Linked DNA regions of Homo sapiens: region 1 is linked to region 2. Evidence: read pairs that join two places in POLR2A ChIA-PET (ENCODE). Cell type or tissue: Panc1. All regions are shown on one strand. Links, peaks and the distances in the headings refer to the core of each region. The heading gives the core; the rest is flanking DNA. Region 1 overlaps PHYHD1 (phytanoyl-CoA dioxygenase domain containing 1). Region 2 holds the start of LOC101929314 (a long non-coding RNA gene).

Region 1 (8,317 bases), core at 3-8,002, 71 kb before region 2:
CTGACCTCGTGATCCGTCCGCCTCAGCCTCCCAAAGTGCTGGGATTACAGGCGTGAGCCACCTCGCCCGGCCTTTCTTTCTTTCTTTCTTTCTTTTTGAGATGGAGTTTTGCTCTTGTTGCCCAGACTGGAGTGCAATGGTGCGATCTTGGCTCATTGCAACCTCCACCTCCTGGGTTCAAGCAATTCTCCCATCTCAGCCTCCCAAGTAGCTGGGATTACAGGTGCATGCTACCACGCCCGGCTAATTTTTGCATTTTTAGTAGAGATGGGGTCTCATCATATTGGTCAGGCTGGTCTCAAACTCCTGACCTCGGGTGATCTGCCCACCTCAGCCTCCCAGAGTGCTGAGATTAAAGGCATGAGCCACCGCACCCGGCCTGGGGAAGTCAGTTCTATTATTATTATTATTATTGTTATTATTATTATTATTTTTTTTTTTTGAGATGGAGTCTCGCACTGTCACCCGGGTTGGAGTGCAATGGCACAATCTCAGCTCACTGCAACCTCTGCCTCCTGGGTTCAAGCGATTCTCCTGCCTCAGCCTCCTGAGTAGTTGGGATTACAACAGGTGCCCACCACCACACTCGGCTAATTTTTTGTACTTTTGTTTTTATTTTTATTTTTTCTTGAGATGGAATTTCGCTCTTGTTGCCCAGGGTGGAGTGCAATGGCACGATCTTGGCTCACCGCAACCTCCGCCTCCCAGGTTCAAGCAATTCTCCTACCTCAGCCTCCCGAGTAACTGGGATTACAGGCATGCGCCACCATGCCCGGCTAATTTTGTAATTTTAGTAGAAATGGGGTTTCTCCACGTAGGTCAGGCTGCTCTTGAACTCCTGACCTCAGGTGGTCTGCCCTCCTTGGCCTCCCAAAGTGCTGGGATTACAGGTGTGAGCCACTGCACCCAGCAATTTTTTGTATTTTTAGTAGAGACGGGGTTTCACTATGTTTGCCAGGTTGGTCTTGAACTCCTGATCTCGTGATCCGCCTGCCTCAGCCTCCCAAAGTGCTGGGATTACAGGTGTGAGCCACAGTGCCTGGTTGGTCAGTTCTATTATTATTCCTTATTTATTTATTTATTTATTTATTTATTTATTTATTTATTTTTTGAGACAGAGTCTTGCTCTGTTGCCTAGGCCAGAGTGCAGTGGCCCAATCTTGGCTCACTGCAAGCTCTGCCTCCCGGGTTCACGCCATTCTCCTGTCTCAGCCTCCGGAGTAGCTGGGACTACAGGTGCCTGCCACCATGCCCGGCTAATTTTTTGTATTTTTTTTAGTAGAGACGGGGATTTCACCATGTTAGCCAGGATGGTCTCGATCTCCTGACCTCGTGATCCGCCCACCTCGGCCTCCCAAAGTGCTGGGATTACAGGCATGAGCCACTGCACCCAGACTTTTTTTTTTTTTTTTTTTTTTGAGACAGAGTCTCACTCTGTCGCCCAGGCTGGAGTGCATAGTGCAATCTCGGCTCACTGCAACCTCCGCCTCCCATGTTCAAGTTATTCTCCTGCCTCAGCCTCCCGGGTACCTGGGACTACAGGTGCCTACCACGCCCAGCTGTTTTTTGTATTTTTAGTAGAGACAAAGTTTCACCATGTTGGCCAGGCTGGTCTCGAACTCCTGGCCTCAAGTGATCTGCCTCAATATGCTGGGATTACAGGTGTGAGTCGTTACTCCCAGCCATTATTATTCCTTTTTTTACAGATGAGAAAATGAAGTCTTGGTGACATAAAACCAGGGGCCCAAGGCTGCTAGGGAACCAGCCCTATTCGACTCTAGCATCCATGTTCTGAATCACAGTATAGTGAGGTGTCCAAGAAATTCCATGTTTGCATCTTTGGGGTGTGCTTCCAGGCACTTGAAGTTCTGGCTCACTGTCTGTGCCTCAGTGGACAAGTCTGAGAAGCCCCCAGGGTGTCTGTAACCCTGTGAGGGTGGGAAGCTTCTGAATCCGCCTCCCTCTTTGCCAGGCCCAGCTCTGACCCCAGGATGCTGTCTCAGTCCTCTGATGTCCCCTTTCCACAGGGCAGCACAGACTATTTCTTGAGCAGTGGTGACAAGATTCGATTCTTCTTTGAGAAAGGCGTTTTTGATGAGAAAGGTTTGGAGCTGGGGCCCTAGAGCTGGGGAGGAGCCATGGTGAGGGTAGGCTGGACCTGGGAATCTGCCCCCTGGGCTGGAAGCATGCTGAAGCCAGCTGCCCATGGAAGGCTGGACACCAGTTCTCTGCCTTTATCTGTTCTTTGTGCCACAGGAAATTTCCTGGTCCCTCCGGAGAAATCCATCAACAAAATTGGCCACGGTGAGCAGGGGCTTGGGGGTACAGGAAAGAAGATCGGGGAACAGGCTGGGAGTGGTGGCTTACACTTGTAATCCTAACTAACACTTTGAGAAGTCAAGGTGGGCAGATCACTTGAAGTCAGGAGTTCAAGACCAGTCTGGCCAACATGGTGAAACCCCATCTCTACTAAAAATAGAAAAAATTAGGTGAGTGTAGTGGTGCACACCTGTAGTCCCAGCTACTCAGGAGGCTGAGGCAGGAGAATTGCTTGAACCTGGGAGGCGGATGTTGCAGTGAGCTGAGATGTGCCATTGCACTCCAGCCTGCCTGGGTGACAGAGACAGAGTGAAACCCTGTTAAAAAAAAAAAAAAAAGAAAAGGAAAAAGCATGGGGAAACTGGGGAAACTGAAGCCTGAAGAGTTTAGGAGCTTTAATGAAAGCCCATAGTGGCTGGGCGTGGTCGTTCACGTCTGTAATCCCAGGACTTTGGGAGGCCAAGGTGGGTGGATCACCTGAGGTCGGGAGTTCAAGACCAGCCTGACCAATGTGGAGAAACCCTGTCTCTACTAAAAATACAAAATTAGCTGAATATGGTTGCGCATGCCTGTAATCCCAGCTACTTGGGAGGCTGAAGCGGGAGAATAGCTTGAACCCGAGAGGCTGAGGCTGCAGTGAGCCGATATCATGCCATTGCACTCCAGCCTGGGCAACAAGAGTGAAACTCCGTCTCAAAAAAAAAAAAAAGCAAACAAGAAAGAAAGCCCATAGTAAATTAGTGGTCGGGTAAATGGCATTTGTGGCTTCAGGCTCCCCTCTGGTCTTGGGCCCCTCTGCTAATCATGACACTGCTGCCACAGCACTGGGGATAGGGGGTCCACCTGATCCCCCCTAACAGGTGGGCATGTGCAGGCTCTCTACTGCCTGGCCTGGGGGAGCTCCTGGGTCCAGTGCTCCCTAGAGCCACCCTAAGGGGCACCTGACCTGCTGACAGGGTCCCTATTCTGACACCCCAAAGTCAAGTAAGAAAACCCTCACTTTTTTTCTTTAGGATCATACATTATAATTTGTTTTATAGGCTATTTATTTTTTTAAATAAAATTGAGAGGAGGTCTCGTTATGTTGCCTAGGCTGATCTTCAACTACCGGGCTCAAGTGATCCTCCTGCCTTGGCCTCTCAAAATGCTGGGATTATAGGCATAAGCCACTGCACTTGGCCTAGAATGCTTATTGTTAAGCCTGAAGTTATATCATGGTAAGCTTGTAGACAAGTTGTGGTAAAATACACGTAAGATTTACCATATCATTGCCGGGCGTGGTGGCTCACGCCTGTAATCCCAGCACTTTGGGAGGCTGAGGTGGGCGGATCACGAGGTCAGGAGATCGAGACCATCCTGGCTAACACAGTGAAACCCTGTCTCTACTAAAAACACAAAAAATTAGCCGGACCTTGTTGTGGGCGCCTGTAGTCCCAGCTACTGCCACTGCACTCCAGCCTGGGCAACAGAGCGAAACTCTGTCTCAAAAAAAAAAAAAAAAAGAAAAGATTTACCATATCATCATAACCCTTTTAAAGTACGTAGCTTGGCCGGGCGCGGTGGTTCACGCCTGTAATCCCAGCACTTTGGGAGGCCGAGGCGGGTGGATCACGAGGTCAGGAGTTCAAGACCAGCCTGGCCAATATGGTGAAAAACCATTTCTACTAAAAATACAATAATTAGCTGGGCGTGGTGGCACATGCCTGTAGTCCCAGCTGCTCAGGAGGCTGAGGCAGGAGAATCGCTTGAACTAGGGAGGTGGAGGTTGCAGTGAGCCGAGATTGTGCCACTGCACTCCAGCCTGGGCGACAGAGTGAGACTCCATCTCAAAACTAAATAAATAAATAAAAATAAAAAGTACATAGCTCAGTGGTATTAAATGCATTCAATCTTATGTTTATGACAATGAGGGACTATCCCATGCCAGGCCCTGGGCTGTCCCTGCACATTCATTAGCCCATCGAGTCCCACACCAGTCCTGCCTCCCAGGTTCTTCTAATCCTCATTTGACAGAAGAGGAAACTGAGGCTTACAGGAGAGAAATGGTTACCCGAGGCCACACAGAGCAAATGGTGGTACCGAGATTGCTCCGCATGATTGGTGCCTTGGAGCCCTTAGTCGTCTGTGAGGGGTGGGGAGTCGGGGCTGGACTGAGCTTCCCAGAAGGTCAAGAATAAGGGCATGGGTGGCATAGGGCCTGGGGTGGGGGCAAGGCTCCTGTGGAGCCCATTACTCAGTTGTAAACAAGCAGAAGGGTTAATGCCTACAAAGTAAGTGAGAATGTCAAAGTAAGCCTGAGTGTGGGTGCCCAGAGCTGGGTGTGGAGGGACACGTGGGCCTGAGATGGGGCCGACAGCTTCCTTCTGTCCCATAGCTCTGCACGCCCACGACCCCGTCTTCAAGAGCATCACACACTCCTTCAAGGTGCAGGTGAGCAGAGGTGGGGGTGAGGGCCAGGAGGGTGGGCCATGTGTGGCAGGCTGGCAGCATGACCTTTGCCCCCCTCCAGACCTTGGCCAGAAGTCTGGGCCTCCAGATGCCCGTGGTGGTGCAGAGCATGTACATCTTTAAGGTGAGCTCCTTGTCCTTGCCTCAGTTTACCATCTGTAAAATGGGCAGACTGCTCATACCAAGCCCTTCCTTACAATGGGCCAAAAGTTGCTGGAATTATTATGTTGGTGGGAGAACATGGAAAATCGGTCTCCTCTGGCTAAAGCACCTGGAACTTAGTTGATCCTCAGTTAAAATTTGGTGGTAGGGGCCGGGCGTGGTGGCTCATGCCTGTAATCCCAGCACTTTGGGAGGCTGAAGCGGGCAGATCACCTGAAGTCAGGAGTTCGAGATCAGCCTGGCCAACATGGAGAAACCCCATCTCTACTAAAAATACAAAAATTAGCCGGGCGTGATGGCACACACCTGTAGTCCCAGCTACTCGGGAGGCTGAGGCAGGATAATTGCTTGAACCCAGGAGGTGGAGGTTACAGTGAGTGGAGATCACGCCAATGTACTCTAGCCTGGGGGATAGAGCAAGGCTCCGTCTCAAAAAAAAGAAAAATTTGGCCAGGCGCAGTGGCTCACGCTTGTAATCCCAGCTCTCAGGGAGGCAGAGGTGGGAGGGTAGCTTGAACCCAGGAGTTTGAGACCTGCCTGGGCAATATAGCGAGACCCCATTCTCCACAAAAAGGAAGAAAAAAAAAAAGAAAAAAAAATTTGGTGGTAGGAGGGAGGGTCATCCCCAGGCCTCCCTCGGCCTTCCTCCTCCCTTCTTTGGCAATTGAAATGCTGTGCTCCCAGCTTTCAAGGGCCAGCTCAGTGCCACCTCTTCTAAGAAGCCTTCCAGAACCCCTGAGGAAAGAAGGACCCATCTGACTCTGGGGCTGGAAGGCTCAACTGCTGGCCTGTGTCCTAGCCTCTCCCTCCAGTCCTTGCCCTGCTCTGCTCTGTGATCTTGTTAGGCATGTGTGTGCTTGCACATGCTAGGAGCTTGTTGGGCAGGGGTGGGGGTTTTCTCTTTGCATCCCTCCTGGGGCTGGCATATGGTAGGTGCTCAGTAGCTGGGTGTTGATGTGGAATCCTGAGAGGAAAATGCCTGTGGCCAGAGCAATAGCATCCTGGGAGTCTCAGCAAGCCCAGCTCCTCTCTGCTCTCTTCTGTCCTCACCAGGCTTTTCCTCTCTCTTGCAGCAACCTCACTTTGGCGGTGAAGGTGAGCTGAGAGCTGTGGGCCCCTGAAAAGGCCATGGGTGGGACATCTAAGACAGCAATGGTTCTCAGATCTTCAGAAGGAGGGAAAGCGCTTGCTCCTGTCTGTTGTAGGAGCCTGGCCCGGAGAGGAGGAGCCACCTTCCATTCCTTCCCCTGATAGTGGATTGGTAGGGAAACCTTGCGTCCTTGGCATAGTGGGTCCTGAGCCTGCCAGCAACCCCAGCTGGTTAAAAATATAGATTTCCTAGGACAGGCGTGGTGGCTCATGCCTGTAATCCCAGCAATTTGGAAGGCAGAGGCGAGCGGATCACCTGAGGTCAGGAATTCGAGACCAGCCTGGCCAACATGCTGAAGCCCCATCTCTACTAAAAATACAAAAATTTTGGTGGGTGTAGTATCGCACACCCGTAGTCCTAGCTACTCAGGCGGCTGAGGCAGGAGAATCGCTTGAACCCAGGAGGCAGAGGTTGCAGTGAGCCAAGATCACACCACTGCACTCCAGCCTGGGTGACAGAGTGAGACTCTGTCTCAAAACCAAACAAACAAAAAAACCAAACCAAACCAAGCAAACAAAAAAAACAGATTCCTGGGCCCTAGTCCCTGAGATCTTGAGCCAGTAGGGCTGCATGGGCCTGGGAATCTGTTTTTTGGGTTTTTTTTTGAGACAGAGTTTCATTCTTGTCACCCAAGGTGGAGTACAATGGCACAATTTCGGCTCACTACAACTTCCGCCTCTCCGGTCCAAGTGATTCTCCTGCCTCAGCTTCCCAAGTAGCTGGGATTACAGGTGCCTGCCACCACGCCCAGCTAATTTTTTGTATTTTTAGTAGAGACGGGGTTCCACCATGTTGGCCAGGCTGGTCTCGAACTCCTGACCTCAGGTGATCCACCCGCCTCAGCCTCCCAAAGTGCTGGGATTACAGGGATGAGCCACCGCGCCCGGCCCTGGAATCTGTATTTTTAACAAGTTTCCTGGAGGACGAATTCAGCATAGAAATTGCTGATCTAGTTCCACACCCTACACCATGCAGCCACCCTTTACAGCCTCCCTAGTAGGTGATTATCTACTTCTGCTCAAATACCTCTGGTGACAGGGAGCTCATCCCCTCCCAGGAAGCCCTTTCCTTCCTTGCATGAGCCCAAGTCAGCCTCCTTGTGACCACCTTCTTCCACCATTCAGCCTGTACGAAGTTCCCCAAAGGGATGACCATCCCCACCCTTAGCCTGAGTCCAGTTCCCCAAAGGGATGACCATCCCCACTCTCTGCCTGAGTCCAGTTCTCCCAGTTCCTTCCACCATTCCTCTCCCAAATGTTTCAAAGCCCCTTCCATTTCAAATGTTCCTTTGGAGGTCTGTCTTAAAGTTCAGTATTCAGAAAACACGCAGTTGCCCGGGAAGGAAGGAGGTGAGACAGCAACCTGTTTGTTCTGTTGCTGAGGACCATGTTCCTTTGTTCGGTGGTTCCGCATCCTAACTGTGCCCCAGCATCGTGTGGGGAGGTTTTTAAAAATGTGGATGCTGGCCAGGAGTGGTGGCTCACGCTTGTAATCCCAGCACTTTGGGAGGCCGAGGGGGTAGATCACCTAAGGTCAGGAGTTTGAGACCAGCCTGGCTAACATGGTGAAACCCCATCTCTACTAAAAATATGAAAATTAGCTGGGCGTGGTGTCAGGCACCTGTAATCCCAGCTACTAGGGAGGCTGAAGCAGGAGAATCACTTGAATCCGGGAGGCGGAGGTTGCAGTGAGCCAAGATCGTGCCACTGCACTCCAGCCTGGGCGACAGAGCCAGACTCCGTCTCAAAAAAAAAAAAAATAATAATAATAATAAAGAAATGTGGATGCCTGATCATAGCATCTCCCTGCTTCGCACCCAACTTCCCAATTTTTTTTTTTGAGAGGGAGTCTTGCTCTGTCACCCAGACTGGAGTGAGGTGGCACAGTCTCGGCTCACTGCAAGTTCTGCCTCCCGAGTTCAAGCAATTCTTCTGTCTCAGCCTCCCAAGTAGCTGGGATTACAGGCGCCTGCCACCACACATGGCTAATTTTTGTGTTTTTAGTAGAGACAGGGTTTCACCATGTTGGCCAGGCTGGTCTCAAATTCCTGACCTCAGGTGATCCACCCGCCTTGGCCTCCCAAAGTGCTGAGATTATAGGTGTGAGCCACCGCGCCAAGCCCCAACCTCCCAAACTTAGGCCACTGGGTGAACCATCTGGTGGCTGGGGGCCGCTTGTCCCTGGTTAAGAAGGGTGGCTTGAGTTATCTCACTGGAATTAAACAGTAGTGCTACTTTA
Region 2 (8,314 bases), core at 1-8,000:
AGAATCCTGGTTGTACCACTAAGCCATTTCTTTGCCAACTCAGCATTTGGGGGCCTGGGACGTTGCCTCTCCACAGGAGGGTAGGTGTGGGTATGTCAGGTCCCTCAGCCATCCCCATCTTTCCCTGATGTGTGCTTTCCTCCCAGTGCCTCAACGCAGTGAGGACAGTGCAGAGTCTGGCCTGCCTGGAGGAGGCGGACCACACCGTGGGTTTTATTCTGCAGCTCTCTAACTTCATGAAGGAGTGGCACTTCCACCTGCCTCAGCTCATGCGTGATATCCAGGTGGGGGCCCAAGATGGTGTCTTGGAGTCTGGGGTAATGCTTGGAGACAGGGAGGCTGTGAGGTCTCACTGGGGCACTCCTAGTGAATTGCAGGATGTTCCTGAACGGGGGCTTTTCCCTTGGGGAGCACAGGGTTTGCTGTCATGTGCTTACTCTGGCTAAATGTTTCCTTCCATAGTCAAGGGCAGCCATGTAGGTTAAGAATTTGGACTTTTATCAGTTAGATCTTGGTTCAGATCCCTTAAGAATACACTTGGGGCCGGGCATGGTGGCTCACGCCTGTAATCCTAGCACTTTGGGAGGCAGTCAGGAGTTCGAGATCAGCCTGGCCAACATGGTGAAACCCTGTCTCTACTAAAAATACAAAAATTAGCTGGGCGTGGTGGCACGTGACTGTAATCCCAGCTACTCGGGAGGCTGAGTTGGGAGAATCGCTTGAACCTGGGAGGCGGAGGTTGCAGTGAGCTAGGATCGAACCATTACACTCCAGCCTGGGTGACAGAGCGAGACTCCGTCCCAAAAAGAAAAAAAAAAAAAAATGGCCGGGTGCAATAGGCTCACGCCTGTAATCCCAGCACTTTGGGAATTCAAGGCGGGAGGATCATGAGGTCAGGAGCTCGAGACCAGGCTGGCCAACATGGTGAAACCCCATCTCTACTAAAAATAACAAAAATTAGCTGGGTGTGGTGGCACACGCCTGTAGTCCCAGCTACTCAGGATCGGGAGGCTGAGGCAGGAGAATCGCTTGAACTCAGGAGGTGGAGGTTGCAGTGAGCCGAGGTCACGCCACTGCACTCCAGCCTGGTGACAAAGTGAGACTCCGTCTCAAAAAAAAAAAAAAAAAACTAAACTAAACAAAACCAAAAAAACACACACAACTGGAGCTGGGAACCAGCTGGAGAAGGGAGGGGTGAGGAAGGAACACAGGCTCCAGAGCCAGGCAGGCTTCTCTTATCTGCTGGTTGTATGACCTTGGCCAAGTCACTTGTTACTTGTAACCTTTTATTCTTTTCCTATAAAATGGAATCAGCCATAATCCTCATCTTATTTTATTTATTTATTTATTTTGAGACAGAGTTTTGCTCTGTCGCCCAGGCTGGAGTGCAGTGGTGCCATCTCGGCTCACTGCAAGCTCCGCCTCCCGGGTTCACGCCATTCTCCTGCCTCAGCCTCCCGAGTAGCTGGGACTACAGGCGCCCGCCACCACGCCCGGCTAATTTTTTGTATTTTTAGTAGAGACAGGGTTTCACCGTGTTAGCCAGGATGGTCTCGATCTGCTGACCTCGTGATGCGCCTGCCTCGACCTCAAAAGTGCTGGGATTACAGGCATGAGCCACCGCACCCGGCCTCATCTTCTTTACTTTAGGACCTTACAATATACCAGGCACCTAGCTGGGTCTCAGGGAGACAGTCCAGTCCTGAGCCCTGCTGGCCCAAGTTTGTAGCCCTGAGTACTTAGTGGCTATAGGGGCTTTAAGCTGGAAAGTGGCCAGGGGAGCATGAGGGAAGGAGGGAGAGAAGGGGAGCATGAGGGAAGGAGGGAGAGAAGGGGAGCATGAGGGAAGGAGGGAGAGAAGAGCAGCAGCGAGTGAGGAGCGCATGGGTGTTACATGGAGGGCTATTGGGTTGGTCTGGTTGGGTGACTGGGCTGCTGACAAGAGAATCCGCTCATCTCTCCTGTGTCTCTCCCAGGTCAACCTGGGTTACTTGTGCCAGGCATGTACCTCTCTCCTGCACAGTCGAAAGATGCTGCAGCATTACTTACAGGTAAGCGTCCTATGCCATGAGGTCCTGGAATACCTCACGCTAGCTTCCCAAGCTCCACCTTCATTTCTTGACTCTCCTTAGAACAAAAATGGGGATGGCCTCCCCTCAGCTGTTGCCCAGCGAGTCCAGAGGCCACCGTCTGCTGCTTCTGCTGCCCCCTCCTCCTCAAAGCAGCCCGCTGCTGACACAGAGGCATCAGAGCAGCAGGCCTTGCACACAGTCCAGTATGGCCTTCTCAAGATCCTCAGCAAGACGCTGGCAGCCCTGCGCCACTTCACCCCAGATGTCTGCCAGATTCTGCTGGATCAGGTACTGCCCATCATCTGTTCAGCACCACCTCCCCTAAAGGCTCTGCTCTGCTGTGTACCGAGAGCTACCTGGGGCCTTAATTGGGTCCTGGATGGCTCTTGTCTTTTCTCGCAGTCCCTGGACCTTGCTGAATACAACTTCCTGTTTGCCCTGAGCTTTACCACTCCCACCTTTGACTCCGAAGTGGCCCCCTCCTTCGGGACCCTTCTGGCCACAGTGAATGTGGCCCTCAACATGCTTGGAGAGGTAAGTTGGTTCTGTCAGACACTGTCCTCTCCCCCCGGCTCCTCCCCCTGCCTGCCACTTCCCAGCTGACCTTGGGCATGTTGGGCATGGTACCTAGCCTCCCAAGCCTGCTCCTCTCTGTAAACTGAACATGACAGCACCTCTGAGAATTACTGTGAGGATTAAATGAGGTAACTGATTAAATTTGCTTAGTGCAGGACATGCAAGTAGGAAGCTCTCAGTAAGTGGGAGCTGTTCCTGTTGTCTTAGTTTTTTACCCTTGCTTCTCTTCAGCTGGACAAGAAAAAGGAGCCCCTCACCCAGGCAGTGGGGCTCAGCACACAGGCAGAAGGGACCAGGACGTTAAAGTAAGTGCTCTTTCTGGGATTTGATAAGGGGCTGGGGCAGTCATGGGCCCACTGTTCTCAAGCTTGGCCAGCCTGGCCCTCTGCAGCAGTACCAAAAACCTGTGTCTCCTCCCAGGTCCCTCCTGATGTTTACCATGGAAAACTGCTTCTACCTGCTCATCTCTCAGGCGATGCGGTACCTTAGGGACCCGGCTGTGCACCCCCGGGACAAACAGCGGATGAAGCAGGAGCTCAGCTCTGAGTTGGTACGGATGGATAGGGATACGGAGGGCTGGACCAATAGGGCCAGAGCCCTGTGGGGTCCTGCCTGGCAACCCCCAAGGGTCAGAACAGTAGCCAGATGTGCTGAGCCTCACCAAGCCACTTTTTTTCTTGTAGAGCACGCTGCTGTCCAGCCTCTCGCGCTACTTCCGCCGGGGAGCCCCCAGCTCCCCTGCCACTGGTGTCCTCCCCTCGCCGCAGGGCAAGTCCACCTCTCTCTCCAAAGCCAGCCCTGAGAGTCAGGAGCCTCTGATCCAGTTGGTGCAGGCGTTTGTCCGGCATATGCAAAGATAGGGCAGTGCTGTTCTGCCCACCTACCCCTCTCCACCAGCCTACACTGCACCCTGGCTGGCAGGGGTGCTGCTGGCTGCTAGGGCCTATACAATGGAGGGCACCTCCTGTCACCCCCCTCCCGGAGTAGCCACGACTCCAGCCACCACCCACTGACGTTATTTTTATACTAGATGAAGAGGTCAACAGCAGGCATGGGGAGCCGAGTCTTCTGTGCTCAGGTCCTCACGCTGCAGACGCCCCCTAGAGGAACTTTCCTTCCTTTCCAGCATTCCCCACAGCACTGCCGGCCAGGGGAGAGGCGGCAGCCCAGCAGAGGGCTCTATGCACGGGTTTCAAACCTGTTTTCCACACTCTGTCTTTGCAGTTTTGGTAATTCTGTGGTCTATTTATACAGATATTAAAATCTTGTTTATAGACAGCTGTGTGATGTTTAACTTCAAAGCCCAGGGATGACAACGTGGCTCTCAGAACCTAGAAAACTCCCCTGGCCAGGCGCCTGGGAGTGGGGCTGCAGCCTCGGGGGAAGGCAGGTACTGATGGATGGCTAGTTCACCAGCATCTCCTCATTCCTGTCCTTGGGCTGAGGGTTTGGCTGGGTGGGCGCTGTCAGATATTCCCTTCCTTGGCCTGCGCTGGTCCTGTCCTTGACCCTGCTTTCATTGGCCCAGTGGGCTGAGCTCATCCCTGGGTGAGCCTTTCTTGAAGCTCTGTGCCTTCCTATTTATAGCCCCGTGCCCCCGTCATCCCCCGATCCCCTCTTCAGAAGCCCCAACAGTGGGGCCTACTGGCTGTTGGCCTTCTCAGGACTGAAGTCAGAATGCTAGGTCCTGCTAGGGGCCATCTAAAACACAGACATCACTTAGGGTTTCTAGAATCAGGCTGCCTGGGCTTCAGTCCCTGCTTGGCCACTTGCCAACTGTGGTCCCTTGAGGAGCTGACTGTCTTGCTGATCTCATCTGTGAAATGTGGACACTGAGGACGGCATGAGAACCCATGGCACGGGGGCACATGCTGGGTGAAACGCCCGACCTGCAGACAGCACTGACCGCTACCCACTTCTTGTGCTTGAACTGAACTGTCAGACGCATTCTACAGTCCGCTCCACAATCCAAATTTAGGAAACTTTTTCTTAGGAATAAAACGTTCCTTGTGCGGCTTCATGTCCAGGAACAGCACTGCCCTCTGAGAGGCACAGGCCCCGCAGAAGACAGGGAGGGCTGCACTTCTTCCCAACTAGAGAGCTGGGGGCCGGGGCAGCCACAGGGCCCCTGCTCACTCTGTGGAAGAGTGGGGCAGAGGGTGAGTCTACCTTTCCCTTTACCACCCTCAGGGCCAGGCCCTGACAGGAGCCCAGGTGACTCGCACACAAGGACGGTTTATTGGCTAGAGAGCAAACGCAGGCAGAAGTAAAAACACCAGATAAAAAGTGAGTGTGGAGAGGTGAAGACTGCGGCCGCTGGACTTGGCTTGAGCTGTGAGGGGTGGGAGGGGAGGATAGCACCGGAAGATGCTGCTCCGGGCCCAACACCAGCCCTGGCCAGGCTCTCCCCTCCCAGGGGCAGCGCCCAGTCCCCAGGGGCTGCCAGAGCCCTGTGTGCCTTGCCGCATTCCCCTGATGCAGCTTTTGGCAACTGAAAGGCAGGGCTCTCGCTGAGTGCACCTGGGGCTTCCTGAGCCCATCTGCGGCGGCCCCACCCTGGCCTAGGTGCTGAGTGCAGCTGCTGCAGACAGCCCCTCCCTCCTTAGTGGAGCCTGGAGGGTGGGGTGCTCGGGGATGCAGGCAGGGGCAGGGGCTCCAGAGCCACAGGTCAGAAGCAGGGCTGGGGGAGGGGTGGAGCCATTCAGCCTCAGGCACCCTCACAGCTAGGTGACTAGGGGCAGGGACAGAATGGGGTGAATTCTCCCCACTCTGAACAACTGTGTCACCAACAAACAAGTTAAGTGGCAGGGCTGCGCCCATCCTCTCCTGCCTAGGCCAGAATGCGGGGGGGATGGGGGCACCTGCCTAGCTGAGCAGTTCCAAGTAGGTGACAGGGACCTTGCCCTTCTTGTTGCCTCTCTCGCCAATGAGCCAGTCAGGGTCCATGCCAGGCAGGCTGTAGACAGTGATGAGCTGCAGAGATGGCAGTAGAGGACGGTCATGGCCTGGCCAAGGGTGGAACTGGCCCCAGGACTAAGTGGGGACAGAGCTGCCACCTCCCCATGGCCCGTGGCATGTGCTACACCTTCAGTGGCTGGCGCTCATCTCACTTGCTCCAGAGACCCAGCAGAGCAAGGATCCTTTCCTCAGAGCTGGATATGCCCTCTTTAACCTGCTGGTCCCCACTTTGCCAACAGGGCCCCTCCAGGCCCCATGTGCCTGATCCCAGTGCCCAGGCTGCTCCTCACCCAGCCCATTCCTGCCCCACCTTGCGGCACCGGGCCCACCTCATCAGCCAGCAGGGCCAGCTCACTGCTGTCGGCTGCCTCGTAGTCATAGAGCACCCGAGCTTTGCGGGTCCCACTGGCAGGGGGGGCCACCTCTTCCAGGCAGAGCGAGGCCTCCCCCGGAGGGGCCAGGCTGGCCACAGAGGGCACCACAGGCATAGTGGCCGCAGCAGTGGTGGGTGAGGTGCTGCTCAGGGGTGGGGAGGCGGGCTCTGTGGTGCCCACGAAGGTGCCGGGAAATCTGGAGAGGAGGGATACATCTTAGCAGGTGGGAGTCCCAGAAGGGACCCCAGAGGCAAACTCCCCTCCCCAGCCCCAGGAGCCCCACTCCAGCCCCGGCTACTCACATGGCACCCTGGGAGCTGGCAGCACAAAGGGAAAAGCAAAGCAAGGGAAGGGTGAGATGGCCCCACCCCCTGGTCCCTGCCATCCTCCCCACCCAGGCATTCCCTAGAAACCCTCAGGGGCTCCAGGGGACTTGGCCGTCAGTAAGGCCAGCCACTCCACCCTCATACACATGAGATGCCCGCACCCAGAGTGGGTTCCAGCAGAGCCCTCCAACCCAGCTTTGTGTCACAGGACTTGCCCAGAGGAGCTCATGCTGCCCACGGACAGGGTATGGGAGCCAGGGGGCCCCAGTGGGTTCAGCAGTGCTGGCCCCGCACCTGCCCAGCTGCTTCTGCAAGTCCAGCATGTGGCGGTAGCACTGTGCGTAGTAGGTTGTCTGAGACTTGACGAACTCGTGGAGGCAGCGCAGGTGGTTCACCTGCGGGGAAGAGGCCAGAGGCTGACTTCTAACCTCCCGCCCTCAGAACAAAAAATTCCGTCCCCATCCCCGTCCTCTACCAGACCTTGCTCCGGCATTCCAGGGTGCCCTGCCCCTGCGCCCACACCCTCCCCGGTGGGACTTGCTCTGTGAGGGCCATTCTGGGGCAGCCCTGCTGACCTTGTGGTTCAGGCACACCTGGTGCCTGCTGAGGGTTAGGTTTAGTGAGGGTGGGCAGTGGGACTCACGTGAGTGCTACTGATTCCCTCCAGCAAGAGACGGGTCACTTCTGCTTGCCGGTCAAACTCTGTCTGGGCCACGCGGAGCTCCTGCTCGGCCTGGGCAGGGCAGGGCAGCCATGAGCACCCACACACCACCCACCAGCTTCCCCGCAGTCTTCTCCTGGAGCCTACCTGGGAGCCGCCTGTCCCTTTCCCCTGGGAACACAGAGAGCCTTCTGGGTCTATGCCTGACTTCACACCTGGAGCCCCAACCCCAGAGAAGCTAGAGCCCCACTCAGGACCCCACAGGCAGCTGCAGTGACAGACCCTTCCTCCATCACCCATCGGAGAAATCCACCCAGCAAGTGCATCCTGAGGGCCTACTGTGTGCTACAGGGTACTGTGGAGAAAACATTTCCCCACAGAGGGGAAACTGAGGCCCAGGGAGGGAAAGCAGTAACCCCTCCCCAGTGGGTGTGGGGCAGAGTGAGAAACAGATCAGACCCCACAGCAGCAAGTGTGCCTGCACCCCGCCACCCCTTCTTCCTCGAGCCCAGCCCCCCAGGCCCCAACTTACCTTGTCCACTTCATCATTCCAGAGCTGTGGAGACGGCAGCAGGAGTGGCCAGCAGGGGAGGGGAGAGGAGGACAGCTGGACCCTAGAGCCTGTGCCCTGCCCCAGCTCCCAGACTCAACTTCTGCCCCCCTGCCCCTCTGCCCCCCCTCCCAAACAGGAGCTGAGACTGGGCCGAGGCCCGGCATGGGAGCTGGGGGCTGGCGGTCCCAGTCCCTCTAACATGCCTCATGCAGGAGGGGAGCAGCCAGCAGGAGTCCTGCTTATATTTCTCCTACAGTGTCAGCCCCATTCTCTGAGTGGGGTCTCAAGAGAGACGGAGTGTCCCCACCCCATCCTGACTGCTGGCTCAGGCTGCTGGGCTGGGCGGCAGAACTGTGTGACCCTGGGCCAGTCACTGAAGCTTTCTGTCCTCTGGCAGAGAAAGGTGGCCTCGTGCTTGAGTCACACTGGGACTCAATGGCAAAAGAAAAACAGGGCAGTCTCCACCCTCTAGGATGTTTCTCCTTCCACTGGGCACAGGGAGGAGGCGGGAAGTGGCATCCAGACCCTGAAGAAGAAAGACGCTGCCCGGCCACGACCAGGAGACCCAGCGCTCCTGCCGCTTCCGGAGATCTGACCCGAGACAACAGCCTGAAATAGGGAATGCGGACCCAGGCCAGTGTGCGTGGCCGGCCCGTGTGGCCCCCATGCTGCTTAGGAAGTCCCCGTCCAGGAGCACTGGAAGTTGCTGTGAGAGCCAACTAGGGTTGGCGGCCTGAGGGACAGTCACCCAGCCACAGAACGACGGCACGGAAGACATGAGGCAGCATGCTCAC

What was found. ChIA-PET counts read pairs that join two places held together with the same protein. Peaks named below come from ENCODE experiments on the same cell type or tissue, not always from the same donor. Only the 100,000 strongest peaks of a DNase experiment are listed, where the experiment ranks them.
Region 1: POLR2A ChIA-PET joins it to region 2 with 11 read pairs; 6 of 35 experiments call an interaction of 5 or more read pairs at or near these places.

The regions. Positions count from the first base shown.
Region 1 is chr9:128,931,755-128,940,071 of GRCh38, forward strand. It overlaps PHYHD1 (phytanoyl-CoA dioxygenase domain containing 1), which reads left to right. Exons shown (of 13, transcript NM_001100876.2): 5 at 2,028-2,103; 6 at 2,257-2,304; 7 at 4,694-4,749; 8 at 4,829-4,891; 9 at 6,003-6,024. Among named protein-coding and RNA genes, the nearest start is that of DOLK, 12 kb to the right of the region's middle. In Panc1, for the core only: no CTCF peak of the experiment used is centred there; no DNase peak of the experiment used is centred there.
Region 2 is chr9:129,003,171-129,011,484 of GRCh38, forward strand. It overlaps NUP188 (nucleoporin 188), which reads left to right. Exons shown (of 44, transcript NM_015354.3): 38 at 147-284; 39 at 1,977-2,051; 40 at 2,133-2,360; 41 at 2,475-2,606; 42 at 2,880-2,953; 43 at 3,069-3,198; 44 at 3,332-3,926. The coding sequence ends at 3,508. It overlaps SH3GLB2 (SH3 domain containing GRB2 like, endophilin B2), which reads right to left. Exons shown (of 11, transcript NM_020145.4): 7 at 7,500-7,523; 8 at 6,950-7,039; 9 at 6,601-6,701; 10 at 5,936-6,176; 11 at 3,866-5,621. The coding sequence ends at 5,514. LOC101929314 (a long non-coding RNA gene) reads right to left here and starts at 3,393. Exons shown (of 4, transcript XR_007061810.1): 1 at 3,310-3,393; 2 at 2,050-2,127. RefSeq lists enhancers at 3,435-3,494, 3,615-3,684, 3,905-4,054, 8,230-8,314. In Panc1, for the core only: CTCF peaks have their summits at 3,763 (motif pointing left) and 3,982; no DNase peak of the experiment used is centred there.